Regions from separate parts of the Homo sapiens genome. Here region 2 is linked to region 1. A link is an interaction called in ENCODE POLR2A ChIA-PET data of the cell type or tissue named here. Cell type or tissue: OCI-LY7. All regions are shown on one strand. Each heading gives the region's core, and the rest is flanking DNA. Links, peaks and the distances in the headings are about the cores only.

Region 1 (8,226 bases), core at 227-8,226:
AAGTAATAAACTCAACAAGATGCAAGGGAGAAGAAAATTCACGTAATTTTGTTTACACAGGAGAGATGCTAGCTATGTCCCTAAAACAACTTCAATCCCAGGCAAATAAACAACAAAAAAGCTACAGGAAGACCTACAGGTCTAATTGGCCAGGGGCCCAGATGCTACAAACATAGAAAACATGTATAAGTTTTGGGAGTGGCTTCTTAAGAAATGGAGAGGAAGTAGGTGAAAGTTGTAGTTGTGTAATCGTGTTACTTGAGATTAGAAAATGCAATATTAGGCCAGGCGCGGTGGCTCACGTATGTAATCCCAGCATTTGGGGAGGCCAAGGCGGGCGGACTGCCTGAGGTCAGGAGTTCGAGACCAGCCTGGCTAACATGGTGAAACTCCATCTCTACCAAAAATACCTAAAAATACAAAAATTAGCCAGGCGTGGTGGCACACGTCTGTAGTCCCAAGTACTCAGGAGGCTGAGGCAGGAGAATAGCTTGAACCCAGGAAGAAGAGGTTGCAGTGAGCTGAGATCACGCCACTGCACTCCAGCTTGGGTGACAAAGCAAAACTCCATCTCAAAAAAAAGAAAAAAGAAAATGCAATATTAGCAAAGCTAATTATTCTTACATTTCATTATATTAATATCAAATTTCAAAGAAAGCTTTGGGCAGCTCCACATGAGGGATAAATTAGGTTCACAAAAACTAGAAGAACTAGATTTGCAAGTTCTGTTTAATATCCCTCACTTGAAAATGCATTTCAGAACCTAGAATGTCTCCCAGTCTGCCTTTCCCTTTTCTGATATTCCACTCATCTTCAAACTTTCCAGGATAGTTTGTTTTTCTCCATGAAGTACTTCCAGGGTCCACCACACTGATGACTTCCTGTTATTGGTCAGTGGACAACAGCCATGAAATGGGAAACACTAAAATCAGCTTCCCTCTTTCCTTACACAGCCTCTTGGCAACCAAAGCTCATTTCTCAGTAAGTGATTGCCTTTGAGGCCCTTTGGGGGATCTGGGGCTATTTAATAAACAATAACAACAACCAGTACTGGCTTCTCTTTTCTTTGGGTTATCTGAGCATTTTTAATAGAAAAATCTACATTGTATCATTATTAAAAGCCAAAAGATGAATGAAAATTAATCTCAAAAAGCATGCAAAGACTGAGAATGCGAGTTCACAGCTCCTCCTCCACCATGAATATTTTGTCAGAATCAAACAGTCACAGATAGGATTAAGCAGCCAGAAAGCAACTCTAAGCAAACCGTTATACAATAAGCTCCAAAGGAGACAACTCCCAGAAGACTGACTAATTAATTACTATGGGAAGAAGGGCTCCTCCACAGATGCAGAACAGGATTCAACTCATTTCAATCTCCATTGAGAGAATTAGGTAAAACTGAAGGCAGAAGGCTGGGTGCGGTGGCTCACGCCCATAATCCTAGCACTTTGGGAGGCCGAGGCAGGTGGATCATGAGGTCAGGAGTTCGAGACCAGCCTGGCCAAGATGGTGAAACCCCGTCTCTGCTAAAAAATACAAAAATTAGCCAGGTGCATGGCGGGCACCTGTAATCCCAGCTACTCGGGAGGCTGAGACAGGAGAATCGCTTGAACCCGGGAGGCGGGGTTTGCAGTGCGCTGAGATCCCACCACTGCACTCTAGCCTGGGCGACAGAGCAAGACTCCGTCTCAAAAAAAAAAAAAAAAAAAAAAATCTAACTGCAAAGGATTATTCTCAATTTTATTTGCACTTATATAAGCAAAACAATTATATATTTTACTGCCAAAATGTGTAAATTACAATAAAAATACAAATAACCCAGTGTCCTTGCCCATCAATGCCTCAATTCTAACTTGATTGCTTCCCTAGAGGTGCCACTGTCCCCAGGTGTGAGTGGATCTTTCTAGACCCTTTGCTGTGCCATTATTCTACATTCATTATGTCTTGGAGGTTGCTGTATGTTTAACAGATAAATCTATTTGCATCTTCTTACATACTACATAGAATTCTAGGCTGGGCCCAGTGGCCCACACCTGTAATCTGAGCACTTTGAGAGGCCAAGGCAGGAGGATCACTTGAGCCCCGGAGTTCAAGACCAGCCTGGGCAGCACAGTGAGAGACCCCGTCTCTACAAAAAGTAAAAAAATTGGCCAGGCATAGTGGTGCACGCCTGTAGTCCCAGTTACTCAGGAGGCTGGGGTAGGAGCATCTCTTGAGCCCAAGAGTTTAGGAGACTGAGGTGGGAGGATCACTTCAGCCCAGAAGGTTGAGGCTGCAGTGAGCCATGATCGCGCCACTGCACTGCAGCCTAGCCAACACAGCAAAACCCTGTCTCAGAAAAATAGATAAAAATTTAGAATTCTACAATCTGATTGACTCTAATTTAGTTTGTTATCCTGCTGATAGGCATTTAGTTTTTTTCTGATTTTTTCTCACTATTATAAATAATGTACAATGGATATCATCCTTATTATGTGTATCTCTCTGTTCACATGTAAAGTGTTGAGAAGGACAGAAGCTAAAGTCAGCTTTATGACAGAAGTCATAAAGTTAGTACATTTAAAATTTGAACGGATACTGCCAAACTCTCCATAAGAAGGGTTTTGGAAACTCTGGAATTAGGGGTAATAGAGCAGAAGAGAGGAGGAGTGGAGGTGCCGGCAAGAGAGGCAGAGCTGGGGACACACCATCTCTCAGCCAGGTACTCCTGTGCTGCCCCGGCAAGGTCAACATGTCAATCTTCCAGATTCCTGAGGGCCTTTGTAAGCAATGCCCCTACAACCAAAGCCGGGAAGAGAGTGAATAGGACCCTCTGAGCCAAAGACACAAATCTATTTCTAACTCAAGACAACTTAAAACCACAGCTACGGAGGTCTGAACTTTCGTTTCGGCTAGAAAATACGGCTATGGCCCCACACAGAATACAGGGTCTAACAGAAGACACTGTGCTGCCCTGAGGTGAACACGGCTGATGGAAAGATATCTCTTGAACATAGAAATGTGAAATTTCTATAAAGAGAGGACTAAATGCTGAAACATGCAGGTCTTTCTATTCTAACCATTTAGAGAAAACACATGCTTATAGTCTAAGTGAGCCTCAAATCTGCTAGTTTCTTTTTTTTTCTTTTCTTTTAATAGAGAAGGGGTCTTGCTCTGTCCCTCAGGCTGGAGTGCAGTGGCACAATCATAGCTCACTGCAGCCTCAAACTCCTAGACGCAAGCCATCCTCCCACTTCAGCCTTCCCAGAAGCTGGGACTAGAGGTGCATGCCAACACATCCGCTACTTTTTTACTTTTTGTAGAGACAGGGTTTTAACTATGTTGCACAGGCTGGTCTCAAATTCCTGGCCTCACAAGATCCTCCCACTGCAGCATCCCCACACTGCTGGGATTATAGGTGGGAGCCACCTCACTCAGCCAAAATTAGCTTGCTTTCTTCTTAAATGTGTGGACCTGAACGCAGTGGTAATACATTATTTGCAAGTTCAACTATTTACATAACTGTCTCCCGTACTTTTTTTTTTTTTTTTTTTTTTTGAGACAGGGTCTCACTCAGTCACCCAGGCTAGAGTGCAATGGCACAATCTCGGCTCACTGCAACCTCCACCTCCCTGGCTCAAGCAATCCTCCCATCTCAGCCTCCTGGAGCAGCTAGGACTACAGGTGCACACCATGACACCTGACTAATTTTTGTATTTTTTGTAGAGACGGGGTTTCGTCATGTTGCCCAGGCTGGTCTCGAACTCTTGGCTCAAGTGATCCTCCCATCTTGGTCTGCCAAAGTGCTGGGATTACAGACATGAGCATATAATTTGTAAAAATCCAGTGAATTTAGAGTTTGCATGTATAATCTTCATTCCGTACTATATGTTACATGACATACACATGTATTACAGCCTAGAGTTTGAGCATCCACGCACTCATTCCCAACTACTATGTGCAGGTATTGCTCTAAACTAGGGGGATACGAGCTGTGAATAAAACAGTTTAAAAGTTCATGCTAAAAAGAGCTAACGTTCTACTAGTGAAATGCTGTATGCACAAAACTATGCTCTACTTGATGGATATTTGAAGTATTTTCATGGTTAATTCGGACTAGTCATGATGTTTGCCTTAGGCAGGACATTAGGACCTAATGTTCCCCAAAAGATAGGACTCTACACCAAACCTATAACCTCAAGATTTGAGAGCCCCATTACCTGTTCCCCAGTTCTAGTGATGGGAACCAGTACATGGCAGACATTTAAGTTTCCGGCCCCAGCATCTTTCTTATATCAGACCTGGAATTGAATGATGGTGCCCAGCAGCTGGGGAACTAGGGTGCCCAGACCCTCATTTTCTCCAACCCCACTTCTTCCTGGATCACCAAATGCTTGGTTTGGATTGTTAAAGTTTAGGAGAGGCCATTGTTTTTGACTCCTGCACTAGGCCCCAGCAGACCAGACCGAACCAAAATGAAGCCACTTGTACTAAGTGCCACTGAATTTGGGGGCCAGTTTTCTTTAAAAACAAAAACCAAAAAAAAAAACCACTGAAAGATTCTAGTCAATGTGAGTCTGCCTAATAAGGAAATCCTCTGTTTTAACCTTTTGTTCTGTTTCTGCTTTTTTTCAAGCCTTTTCTGCCTATAAAGACACCCTCCTCTGCTCAGCTAACTGGAACAGTCGTTCTACTTCACATTCTAGAATCACAAATAAAATCCAATTCAACTTTCCAACTAAATTTGTAATTTCGTCCTTTGACAGAATATATAAAAAGATGACTGGCTGGGCACAGTGGCTTACACCTATAATCCCAGCACTTTGGAAGGCTGAGGCAGGAGGATCGTTGCTTTGAGCCTAGGAGTTTGAGACCAGCCTGGGCAACATAGGGAGACTCCATCTCTACAAAAAAAAAAAAAAAAGAAAAAAAAAAAAGAAAAATTAGCCAGGCATCGTGGTGCACATCTATGGTCCCGGTTACTCAGCAGGCTGAAGCAGGGAATCACTTGAGCCCCAGAGGTTAAGCCTGCAGTGAGCCATGATCGTGCCACCACATTCCAGCCTGGGCAACAGGGCAAGGCCCTGTCTCTAAAAAAAAAAAAAGAAAGAAAAAAAAAAAGACTTTTTTTTTTTTAACTTGTAAACAATTTGCCATTTATTCCAAAATGCCATATAGACATAATTACTATTAAACATGTCATACTAATTTATTGCCACATTATTCTTACCTAGTCTACCCACTATGTGGTTCATACAGCCTAGTCAGTTACCTGCAACTTAAGCAAGAACTCTGGTACTCTGAGCACAATGTTCAGGTCACTGACGTTTCCCTTTTGAGAGAGATGGGAGAATAACTGCACATAACGCATATAAGACCATGGAGGGTCTAACACAGGAGTCAGCCAACGACAGCCAGTGGGTCAAATCCAGCTAGCCTCCTAGTTTTATTGGAACATAGCCACACTGGTTGGCTGGCCATGCCATTGGCTGGCATATTGTTTTGGCTGCTTTTGCACTACAAAGGCGAGAGCTGCTACAGAGACCACAGGGCCTCCAGTGTGTACTAGCTGGCTCTTTGTAAGAAAAGTCTGCCCCACCCCTGCGCTACTAGGAAGAATAGATGAGGAGTTGTGGCTAACTGTTAACTGCCTAAGTACAAATGCACATTTCAAAAGCAAGTGACAACTGGTGATAACTTACTCTACAAATCAAGAGCCAAAAGAGCAGCTCCTTTGGGCTGCGGTCCAGCTGTCCCAACCCTCCGCTCCTGCCTTCTCCCATGAGACTCTTCCCTTCCTCAGGGCTGTCCTCAAATGGAACTTGGGCCTTAAGTGAATCAAACTGTGTATCTCCCATATGTCATTTTTTTTTTTTTAGCAGAAAATAAAGTACCTTAATTTATCCACCCACAGAAAGTTTTTCAGATGGGGTGGGAAGGAATGGAGAGAGAATGTGTCTATGAGCTTCCAGCGCTCATCTCTGCGGCTCAGAAGCCATCAATAGCTCGAACAGAAAACGTCCTCACATCTGTCACACAAACACACCCCATGGAACCAAAAATAAACCCCACACTGATGAAAGCCAGCATGTCGAAAGATAATTTTAGATCTATTTGAAGACTGCAGAGACTGTCTCGCTGAAATTTTAAAACCACACCACCAGAATACCCAACCCCTTATGATTATGCTCAGCCCTGATGAGGAGGCAAAAACACTTCATTCCATTTTATAAACCTCCCAGGCACCTCAGCTCTGTCTCTAGAATGGGGAGAGAGCATTCCTGAGTTACCACGTGACTCCGAAGGTCAGCCGAGTCACATCTGAGCCAACACCACTGTCCAATATTCACTAATGGAGTTCACATATTTTTAGCTTTCAGACATACACAGTCTAGCATCACAGGCTCCTTCCAGACACACTTGCCAAACTGCTCTCTTTTCCCCTACCTGAGGGCCAGCTCTATGGGGACAATAACTGTGTGTTACTCAGTGTCTCTGAAATCCCCAGCACCTTTCAGAGTGCTCGCCACTTGCATCTGAAAGAATGACAGCTAGGCAATTTTTTAAACTTTTGAAGAATGAGCTCGGATTACAGTTTAATCAAGTCACAGAATCATCCTATTAAATTTCTATGCAGAGTAAGTATCAAGATTCAGCCATTCACAATATCTATGCATTGTTTCCTGTTCCCATCGCTCTGAGGCTACTTTTTCTTCCATTCTTCGTTGTGCCATTTCTCTGTTCTCTCCAGCCCCATGTTTATGATGGCTGACAATGCTCATTTCCAAAGCTTTTGTCTGTTCTATTTATCTGCAGGCTACTCCGAGGCCCTGTCTGTGGACAGTTGCTTAACAGACGCTTTAGATGACTACAGAAAAAAACGTGTTAGGAAAACTTTCATTCTCACATCTTATCATTCTCTCTCGTCCATAGCCAGACCAATCCTAAAAGAGATCCAGCTGACACCTGGTGCTCCCGCAAACGTGCAGGTAATGGATCCTCACAGACCAAGGACAGTATGTATTGTTTCCAATTTCCTGCCTCCTGGCAAGCTCATTATTACTGGACCAGGATCAAACCTCTTTGTCCTTGGTTCAGGCTCAAAAAAAGACTCTCAGCAGAATATCCATTAGTTCAAATTGCTGCCTCCAGTACAAAACGATTTCCCACCACTACTTCCCGACATCCACTTGTATGGGGAAGGATAAGGCCCAGCAATGACAGCTGAGGCATAGGAGGGTACAGGGACTCCTTGCTTTCTCTCACATGTTATCTCCGGATGAAATTTAGACCAAAAGATAAAACCGTTTGGAAACATATGTCTCCAGAGTCATCCTAACTTGGAGGGGAGGGAACTCAGAGGATTTAAGAGGCAAAACCTCAAAGCCAGCTCCCCAGAGGAAAATTCTAAAAGGTCATGGTGAGAATTTTCCCTCAGTTCTACAATGGGCTTGAGGTTCGATGGTCCCAACCCACTTTTAATCTCAAAAACTTCCTCCTTGATAACTTGACACATAAGGTACAACAGTACCATGAACTCAGTTGCTACGCAGAAAGAGAACTTTTGAAAAGCACTCCATCTCAGCTGGATTTTAAAAAAGCATTCCAGAATCAAAGAACTGGGTCAGCAATATTTTCTTGTTATTGTTAATTTGACACTTGTTCTGACACAAAAGCATATAAGCGGAGAATGGAGAGAGTTCTACTTGAGGCTTCAATGTGCCTATGCCAGCCCCTGATGCAGGTCTCAGGTACAGTGTGCTCTGAACATTCAACCAGTAAATATCAAAGGAAAATCAAGAGCCAGACTCTCCAGCTTCAGCATGAAGACCTGTCATTTTACATTGGGACAAACTGCACAGTATTTTGGATCAAAGCGGAATATTTTTCACTGATGATGTTTGTTTTAAAAAGATGGTTATACCAAACACAACCTGAAAACAAGTTCTATTTTACATGTAAAGCCACTGAATAAATAAATACTAGTTTTGTGGCTACCTCTGTTTTCTACTTCAGAATAACAGTCATCCCTTGAGCTCAGCTTTTGGTCATCACAACAGGAAGCAGGCAGATGGGAAATGTAACTAAGCTAAGATCGCTGCTGAGGGCCCCAGGCAGCGCTATTTCCAAAAGTAATACTTCTTACCACTGGGCCCAGAAGAAAGTCTAGAAAGCGGAGGAAGGATATGCTTGATAAAAGGCATTTAACTGTGACTTCTGTGAATATCTGACCAACAAGCAAACCT
Region 2 (8,403 bases), core at 297-8,296, 300 kb before region 1:
AATATTGCCCCTAGGTAATTTAAGAGGAAACCAGCCATAGCATTGATGTTGAATAACCAAAGGGCATGAAGAACCCTCCGTCTTGCCCCCACCAGGGTCCACATTATAATAGGCACTCAAAAATTATTTGTTGAATGAACAAATGGTGAAATATCCCCATTCCCTACAGCCTGCTCCCAAATATGTCCCTATTACCTAATGAAACAGAAAATGCACTGGATGGAGGTATTTTCTTAAGTAAAAGATCACCCCCAGGTACTTCTGGGATGGGTAATACTGCAGCCACACCAGTCACACAATTCTCCAGAGAAATAATTTCTGGAAATGGGAAGAGGAACAGACATGGGGGAAAGTGGGAGGAATGGGAAGAGAGAAGAGGCCACAGAGGTCAGGCTGCTTCCTTCACATCTTTTCCTGGGGTGGATCTGGCCTCGGCTGGAGGCCCTTCACCCTGAACTCTTAAACGAACAAAAAGTGTCCTTCCCACCCTTTCCGTAGCTTGCTTTCAAACATGTTTCTGGGAACCCCCTGGAGATAGCAACAGAGTCTGTGGACCACCTCCCACCTCCACTTATTTTTTGTTATGTCACAGCATTGATCTTTGTGACTAAGTGGCAACCCAAAAAGCCCAGGAACAGCATGCCTCCCTCAAGAGTAATTTTGCAAACTCTCAGGGGAGGAACAAGATCCAGGGTTTGCCAGTGGTGCCATTTGCAATGGCTGTGGAGATGGGAGGGTGGCGGGGAAAGGAAAGCCTTTGCTGCAGCTGCAGAGATCTCATCAAAGGCCCGCAGTTCAGGTGGAGTAAAGGAGTTGCAAACCTTGTGGGGAGAATGTGCTCAGCCTCTGCTCTGGCTTTGCCCATTGCTTTTATTATGTTTCAGTTTTTCTCCTTATGTCACTGTTGGCTTCTGTCTTGATAAGCAGCCGTTCAGAAAGCATAAACCTATGCCTGGACTGTCACCCTTTAGAGACTAAAATGGAATGTTTCTGGAATACACTTTCCCCTCAGGTCTGCACGCAGCCCCAGGCACAGCAACTCCACAGCTGGGGAGTGCAGAGTCAGGCCACCACCCATATCATTGAGGCTTCCCAATTGTTTTTCCATGATAAAAATAGACGATTAACACAAATTTATTTGGGAAGAAGGGAAGTTCTGAATAAACGGGTTAACAGCCTCCATTACAGACCTCTTCCTCACCAGCTGCCATCCTCAGATGGCAGGTGCTCAGTAAATATTTGCACTATGTACTGGGGGTTGAATTAGGTTTACGTGATTGACATGAAATGCCAGCCAATCCATCTTACTAATTCTGCTTTGTTCCAAGAGCTCTAGGGTCCGGCCTTCAACAACAGCTGGGGGAAAGGCTCTACCAGATTTCTTCTCCTCATCCTCCAAAATCCTGGTGAATTCATCACCTGAGTTAAAATTACCATCCTCTTGCAAAGCAGCGTCTATAGACATGAACCATCCTAACTCCAGCTGTTTGTTATAGCCAAAGCAACATGAACTTAATTTAAATGGATGAGTGAGTGTTGGTGGTGAAAATCACGCTAAGAATGACCAAAGAAACAGGCTGTAAGATTCCCTGAATAGTGCTTTGGCCTCAGAATATGTAGAGGTGTGGGGAAATGTTAGGTGCACCCCATCTGGGCAACATCTGTTGTTTTGGGAGCCGAAAGTTTATTTGCTGAAGCATATCTGAAGGGTTTGATTTGGTTTTCCTGTTTCCATTCTGGGCTCTGGTGCTTAATTTTGCTTCGTGAGGCTCTCAAGGGACAGGTGCATCCCATCTGCTGACTTCCTGTTGGCTCTGAGGTGACATATTCTCATTAAGACGGCTCCTATTTAAATGCTGTGTCTTCTGCTATTGCCGTCTCCGCATCTTTCTCCTTTTCAGTTTTCTTTCTCTCCAACTGGTCCCAATGGACTCAAATGGACTACTTGACATTCCCCTGCTTTCAGTCCTCCACCTGTATTCCATCAGTATGGAATACGATAATTACTTCGTTCATGTTTTAATTCACTGGGCTGCAAACAAGAGCCAGGGAAAGCGAGAAACTCCATTTTCCACTGGAAAATGCCCAGGGGTTAACAAGAGAAGTGTTCACAGGAAAGGAAATTAATGGCTTGATGAGATTTCAGGGTGTGTACTGGAGAGGATCACCCAACAGGAAGCCTCTTCCCTGATGCTGAGGCCATGAATACATTCCGTACCACAGCAGGATTTGAAGTGCAGATCCACACACGTACCTCATATTTCACTATGAGAGTTACTTCTTAAGCATGCTGTTAAAAGATGGGTATTTAACTGGGCTAGAGCATTTTGTTTCTCAAGTGGGAGGAGCTCAGTAGACTAGAAATTACATCATTATCATCATGATCATTGTTGTTGTATATAAAAGAACATGGCTGGCCTTTGTCCATAGTCCCTGTGAGCTAACCTAAGTCGTTGGATTTTCCTGAGTGATAGGAGTATCTTTGTTATTCATGGTGGGCCCCTCAGACCATATCTTAGTTTATGCTAATACTGTGGCTCAGGATGGGATCTGTCTATGCTAGAAAGACTAACCATGTGATGAGAGGGTTGAAGCTTTGAGCTGCGTGATATCAACCCCACCTCTGGGGAGGAGAATGGAGCTAGAGATTGACTCCAACCATACAGAAATGATGTAACCAACCATGCCTATGTAATGAAACTCCAATAAAAACTCTGGATACCAAGGCTGGGTTGAGCTTCCTGGTTGGTGATACGCTGATGTGTCAGGAGGGTGCCACATCCTGAGGACATGGAAGTTTTGCATATGAGCCCTTCCAGACTTTGCCCTATGGGTCTTTTCTTTTGTCTGGTCCTGACTTGTATCCTCTATAATAAAACTATAGTCATAAATATAGCACTTTTTTAAGTTCTGTGAGTCACTCTACTGAATTATCAACCCTGAAGAGGTAGTGGAAACTTCTGAATTTGTACCCAGTTGGTCAAAAGTGCAAAGGGCCTGTGAGTCCTGGAACTTACAGCTGATGTCTAAAGTGAATAGAGTCTTGTTGGGTTCATGCCCTTGAATCTGTGGAGTCTATGTTAATTGCCAAGTAGTTAGTATCAGAATTGCATTGCAGTCATCATCATCATCATTGCCTCACTTTATTGAGTTATTACCAAATGGTACTTTGTATATGTCATGGGACCCCCAAATTTATACACTATACTCAGATATGCAAAGAAAATGTTGCTCTCACAATGGATTTTATCTAACAATCTTCACTTTCTTCCTCAGTCATTGAATAGTAGGAGAAAAACAGAATTTAAATTTGATAATTTATAGCATCAGAGTCTCTTTCAGTTTAAACTCTTTTAACTCCATCTTTTTAGAGCATGTACTCAACCTTCCAAGCTCTCCTTTCCCACCCACAATCCTCTTTAGGGTGAAATTTAGAGTTTTGGGTGGAATCATGGCCTAAAGGTTGTCAATGCTGTGTCAGCAAAAGGGACTCAAATCCTTGGAGCCATGCTGCCCTTAGGCTTGAGCAAGAGCTGCCCTTGGCAGGCGGGGGCAGTTCTTGCTCTGACTTTTCTCTTGTCACAGCCCACACCAAGGGGCAGGGTCTCCAGGCAGCCAAGGAGATGTGCTCACCAGAGTCTGCACCTCCACTACTGCGTCATATTCAGGATACCCAGGACACAGGAATCCCTTCCTTCCCAACTTCTCCAGTGCACTTTCAGGGCCTCTGCAGGCTTCCTCCTTAGGTTTATCTCCTGATGGTGGACCCCACAACAAGTATGCATACCCTTAGGCCAAAGAGGTGGCCAAGGAGAAGCTGTAGCAGAATGGGATTGGGGTGAAGGAGCCTGGACCTGCAGCCTGGGGGGTCTATGTGCCTGTGCAAACCTTCCAGACAAAGTTGGGGTTGAGAAGAGATAGAAGCAGGCTGGGGCTGCATTTGTACTCACCTCGGGCCCTGCTCTGGATCCTCATCGGCTTCTGATGCACTGTGACTTGTCTGATCCAGATCCTGGGCAGGTGACCTCTGAGTTGTCAGGCCTTTGCAATGATGCACTGGCATCCATCACTGGAGTCCATGGTCCTTGACGTTCACCTTCAGTCATGAAGTCCACATATACAGGGTTTACTCTGTCTTGACTGCAGGACTCGGCCAGCAAACCAGCCCTCTCATCTTCACCTGTCCCCTCATGGAAGCACAGGGAAACTTCTAGAACCCCTGCATATCATATGTAACTATGGGAAATCAGGAACATTGCCACCTCTCTGCTCCTCCTCTGGCTACCATTTATACTGTACTGGATGTGGCCATAGGGGAGGCTTCCCTTAAAGTTTCATCATTCAATATATAGTCTACATATGGCTTGCAGGAGTTCTAGAAATTTCTTTATGCAGTTGAAAAGAGGTTAGTCTGAATTGAGATGTGCTGCACCAAATACACATCAGATTTCAAAGACTGACCCCCCCAAAAGTAAAATATCTCATTAATTTTTTCTATTGATTGCATGTTGAAATGATAATATTTTGGATATATTGAGTTAGATAAAATACATTATTGATTTTATCTTTCTTTTTTAGATTTCTTTCTTTTTTAGAGACATGATCTTGCTCTGTTGTCCCAGCCAGAGTGCAGAGTTGCCATCATAGCTTACTGCAGGCTCTAACTCCTGGGCTCAAGCAAATCTCCTTCCTCAGTCTCCCAAAGTGCTTGGATTACAGATATAAACTACCACGCCTGGCCTATTTCTTCTTTTTTTCCTTCTTTTAGTAGGCTTTTTGTTAATTTATTTATTTGTCCTAGTTTTCTGGCAATCTGAGCAGTTAAAGCAGAAAGCTTTTAGGGCTTTAACCTTGAGCCAATGAAGCTAGATGAATAACTCTTTGTAAATGGTAAAGCAGCTGCAATAAAAAAAAAAAAAATGGCCAGATTGGCCTGGCTCAGCAGATGGCCTAGAACCAGGGAGCCAGGACTAGCCATTGGTTCATTACCTCTTCTGCAAAGCCTTAGGGAGCCTGCCTCACCCGTAGTCTCCTTCTGAGGGTGACCAAGAGTGATGGTACATGACCCATGACCCCGTCACATTAATAGAACAAGGAAGCTATTGTTGGATTAGCCAGAGCCTGAAGGTGACCTTGAGCAAGAACTCCACCAGCTGGATGGTGAAGGCTGTCCAACCAGATGCTCTGTCAGGGCATTCAATATGGACACACAGAGAAAGTCTGTTGGTAAAGTCAGGAGCAGCAGGTGCAGAGGCAAAATATATGCATCATTGTCATGGTGGAGCCCCAGAGCAGGGATCTGCAGATGCCCAATTCTGAAGAGTCGCCAACCAGATACTGTTGTGGCAGTGTCACCAGAGCTACTACTGGAGTAATGGGGCTACAACCACTTCCTGGACCATGTTTTTGTTTCCATGGAGGCCTGACCACGTGGCCTGAGACAACTTTCTGTCTCCTTTATTTTCCTAAGTAGCCTTATATAATAATTAACCCTCATTTGTGGAAATAACCTAAGGACATATCTGTATCTTGAAACCTTGAAACCACTGAATCTAATATACTTGCACATGCTACAAAAAGAAACAACCAAAAGGATCAGACCACAGCTTGCTTCCCTAATGAAGGACTAGTGGTTCACGTCAACCCCACGAAGTGGTTCTTTCTAGATGTCACCAGTAGGGCAGCTCATTCCTAATCCTCTTCCACATTGCCAGCCTCCGCTTTAGAAACTGGAACAGGGAAATGCTTCTTTCCCAACAATTCCTGCAGCTAAGCATCGCCTGTTTCTTTTTGCTTTAAAAACGTGGCCAGCAGAAAAGTTAAAATTACATATATGGTTCACATTAGATTTCTACTGAACAGCTCTGTCCTAGAGACTTGGTGGCCCAGCCAAACTGTCTGAGGCAAATGGTATTTGCCTCCCCAGCCTTGCAGTTCCTCATACATGACCTCTTTGCCCTCTTGTTGTCTCTCGTCGTCTTTGTCATTCCATCAGAGAAGGGCAGAATTCCTCCTTCATTTTCCTATCTCCTGTGAACTTCTCCTGTGTTCTAGCCTCTTTCCTTCCGAAGCCTCTAAGCCAAGCCTCACAGCTCAGCCATAATGATGGAAAGGGAGTCTGCTCTACACTTTGAAAGAAACTTTATAATCCTGTCAGTTAGACTTGTTCTGGATGAGCAACAAACAAAATTTGAATTTTTTTCCTTTTTAAAAAAGTTTAAAGTTTCTTCTTCTGTGATCCCCCTTCCCTCTCCAAAGTCCTACTTTGGATGTCAAAAACTACATATAACCTCCCACTTCCTCTTTGGTTTCCTTTTGTAATACTCCCAACTCTCTGTGATGCATCTCTGAATGAACGGGGTGAATGCAAAATGAGAAAAACACATTCATAAATTTTAAATGTGTGTATCTGTTATATGAATGCAGTCATCCTTCAGTATACACAGGGGATTGATTCCAGAACCCCGTGTATAATCAAATCCAAGCATACTCAAGTCCCGCAGTCAGCCCTGCAGAACAAGCATATAGGAAAAGTCAGCCCTCCCCATACATGGGTTTCACATCCCAGGAATGCTGTAATTTCCATTCATGTTTAGTTGGAGAAAAGCTGCTGTAAGTAGACTTGCACAGTTCAAACTTGAGTTGTTCAAGTGTCAACTGTGTTATCTAATATCATCATCAACAACATATATGCCCAAGAAGTAGGTATAATTAACTCTATTTTATATATGAAGAAATGAGACTAAAAGGTATCAGTGGCAAAACTAAAATTTCAACTTAGGTTTTTGGACCCTTAAAGCCTCATTCATTCAATTCAATGAATATTTATTATCCACTTTATGCTAGGCACTGTTCTAGACACTTGGGATGCGTCAGTGAATGAAACAAGCTCTCTGAAGGCAATTTTCTAGCAAGGGGGGGACAGATTATAAACAATGTGGTTGGCAGAATAATGGCTCCCAAAATATGTTCATGTCCTGATCCCCAGAACCTGTGAATATGTTACACTGGATGGCAAAAAGGACTTTGCAGCTATGATTAATGTTATGAACCTTGAGATGGGGAAAGTATCGTGGGTTATCCAGTTGGGCTCAGTGTAATCACATGGGCCCTTGGAAGTGGAAGAAGAAAGCAGAAGAATCAGTCAGAGACATGGGATGGAAGAAGAGGCAGGAAAGATTTGAAGCATGAGGGGTACTTGACCTACTGTTGCTGGCTTAGAAGATGAAGGAAGGAGCCATGAGCCAAGGAATATGAGTGGCCTCTGGAAACTGGGAATGCCAACAAGGAAACAGGAACCTGAGTCTATCAATCACAAGGAACTAAATTCTGCCAGCAATCTGCATAAGCAAGAAGACAGATTCTCCCCTAGAGCCTCCAGAAATGAAGGCAGCCCTGCCAACACCTTGACTTTGGCTTTGAGAGACTCTAGCCAGAGAAAGCAGCTGAGCCCACCAGACTTTTGACCAATAGAACAATAAGATAATAAATCTCTGTTGTTTTGAACTGCTAAGTGTGTGGTAATGTGCTATGACAGTAATAGGAAATGAATACAAGCAATACATATAATAAATAAGCATATCAGTCAGTATCCAATGAGGAAAAGAAAAACCGTTCTCGATAATCAAAGCAAAAAGATTTAACGCATGTAACTGGTGGGAAAATTTCTGGAAGGGCTGGAAGAACAAAAGAGGAAAGGGAATATTACCTGTATGGCAGACTGATTGCATTTATGGTCACAATCCTTTACCCTTCCCCGTACCCAGATCCTTTGCCATGTGACTTTGGAGTCCCTCCCATAAAAGTGGAGTGCATTTCTCCACCCTATGTGACTTATGGGGCAGAAGTGATGATGAGCCACTTCTAAATCCAGGCTCATGAGGCTCTGCACGTTTCCACTTGCTGCCTCTCGGATGCCTGCCATCACCATAGAACATGCTCAGGCTCTCTTGCTGGAGGACAAGAAACCCATGTCTCAGAGTCTAGTGGCCGCAGTCAAGGCCAGCCCATCCGAGCCAACAACCAGCCAACACCTAGCTAACCCTGGATAGACAAACACTACATTCTTTTATTTTTGAATGCTACTAAAATGTTATGGTTGTATGTTTCATGGAACTATTTTGGCAATAGGTAACTTACATCCATGGAAATCAGGAAATTATCATCACTCCTGACTTAGAGGGTAAAAAGTGGGAAGGGGTGTTACTCAGAGATCAGGAAGCTGCTACTGCCCCTAGCTGATGCCCATAAGCCCAGTATTTATCACTGTACTGCTGGAGAGACTGTTGCTGCTACTAACACTGATGGAGACACTATTGCTGACGTTGCTGGAAACACTGCCACTAGAATTCAGAAAGTGATTCCCACCCCATGGTTGAAATTCATGAGTCCACAGTGTTGGAG

Evidence for each region. Peaks named below come from ENCODE experiments on the same cell type or tissue, not always from the same donor. Only the 100,000 strongest peaks of a DNase experiment are listed, where the experiment ranks them.
Region 2: POLR2A ChIA-PET joins it to region 1 with 6 read pairs; 1 of 35 experiments calls an interaction of 5 or more read pairs at or near these places.

The regions. Positions count from the first base shown.
Region 1 is chr5:80,186,592-80,194,817 of GRCh38, forward strand. All of the region lies in intron 2 of SERINC5 (serine incorporator 5), which reads right to left. Among named protein-coding and RNA genes, the nearest start is that of SERINC5, 65 kb to the right of the region's middle. RefSeq lists enhancers at 968-1,798, 5,174-5,745, 5,746-6,316, 6,889-7,459. In OCI-LY7, for the core only: a CTCF peak has its summit at 8,080; DNase peaks (open chromatin) are centred at 3,440, 4,560, 5,590, 6,060 and 4 weaker places; H3K4me3 peaks cover 6,805 bases; H3K27ac peaks cover 8,000 bases.
Region 2 is chr5:79,885,363-79,893,765 of GRCh38, forward strand. All of the region lies in intron 1 of LOC105379048 (a long non-coding RNA gene), which reads left to right. Among named protein-coding and RNA genes, the nearest start is that of LINC01455, 47 kb to the right of the region's middle. In OCI-LY7, for the core only: no CTCF peak of the experiment used is centred there; DNase peaks (open chromatin) are centred at 819, 1,279, 1,749 and 5,179; H3K4me3 peaks cover 1,558 bases; H3K27ac peaks cover 4,852 bases.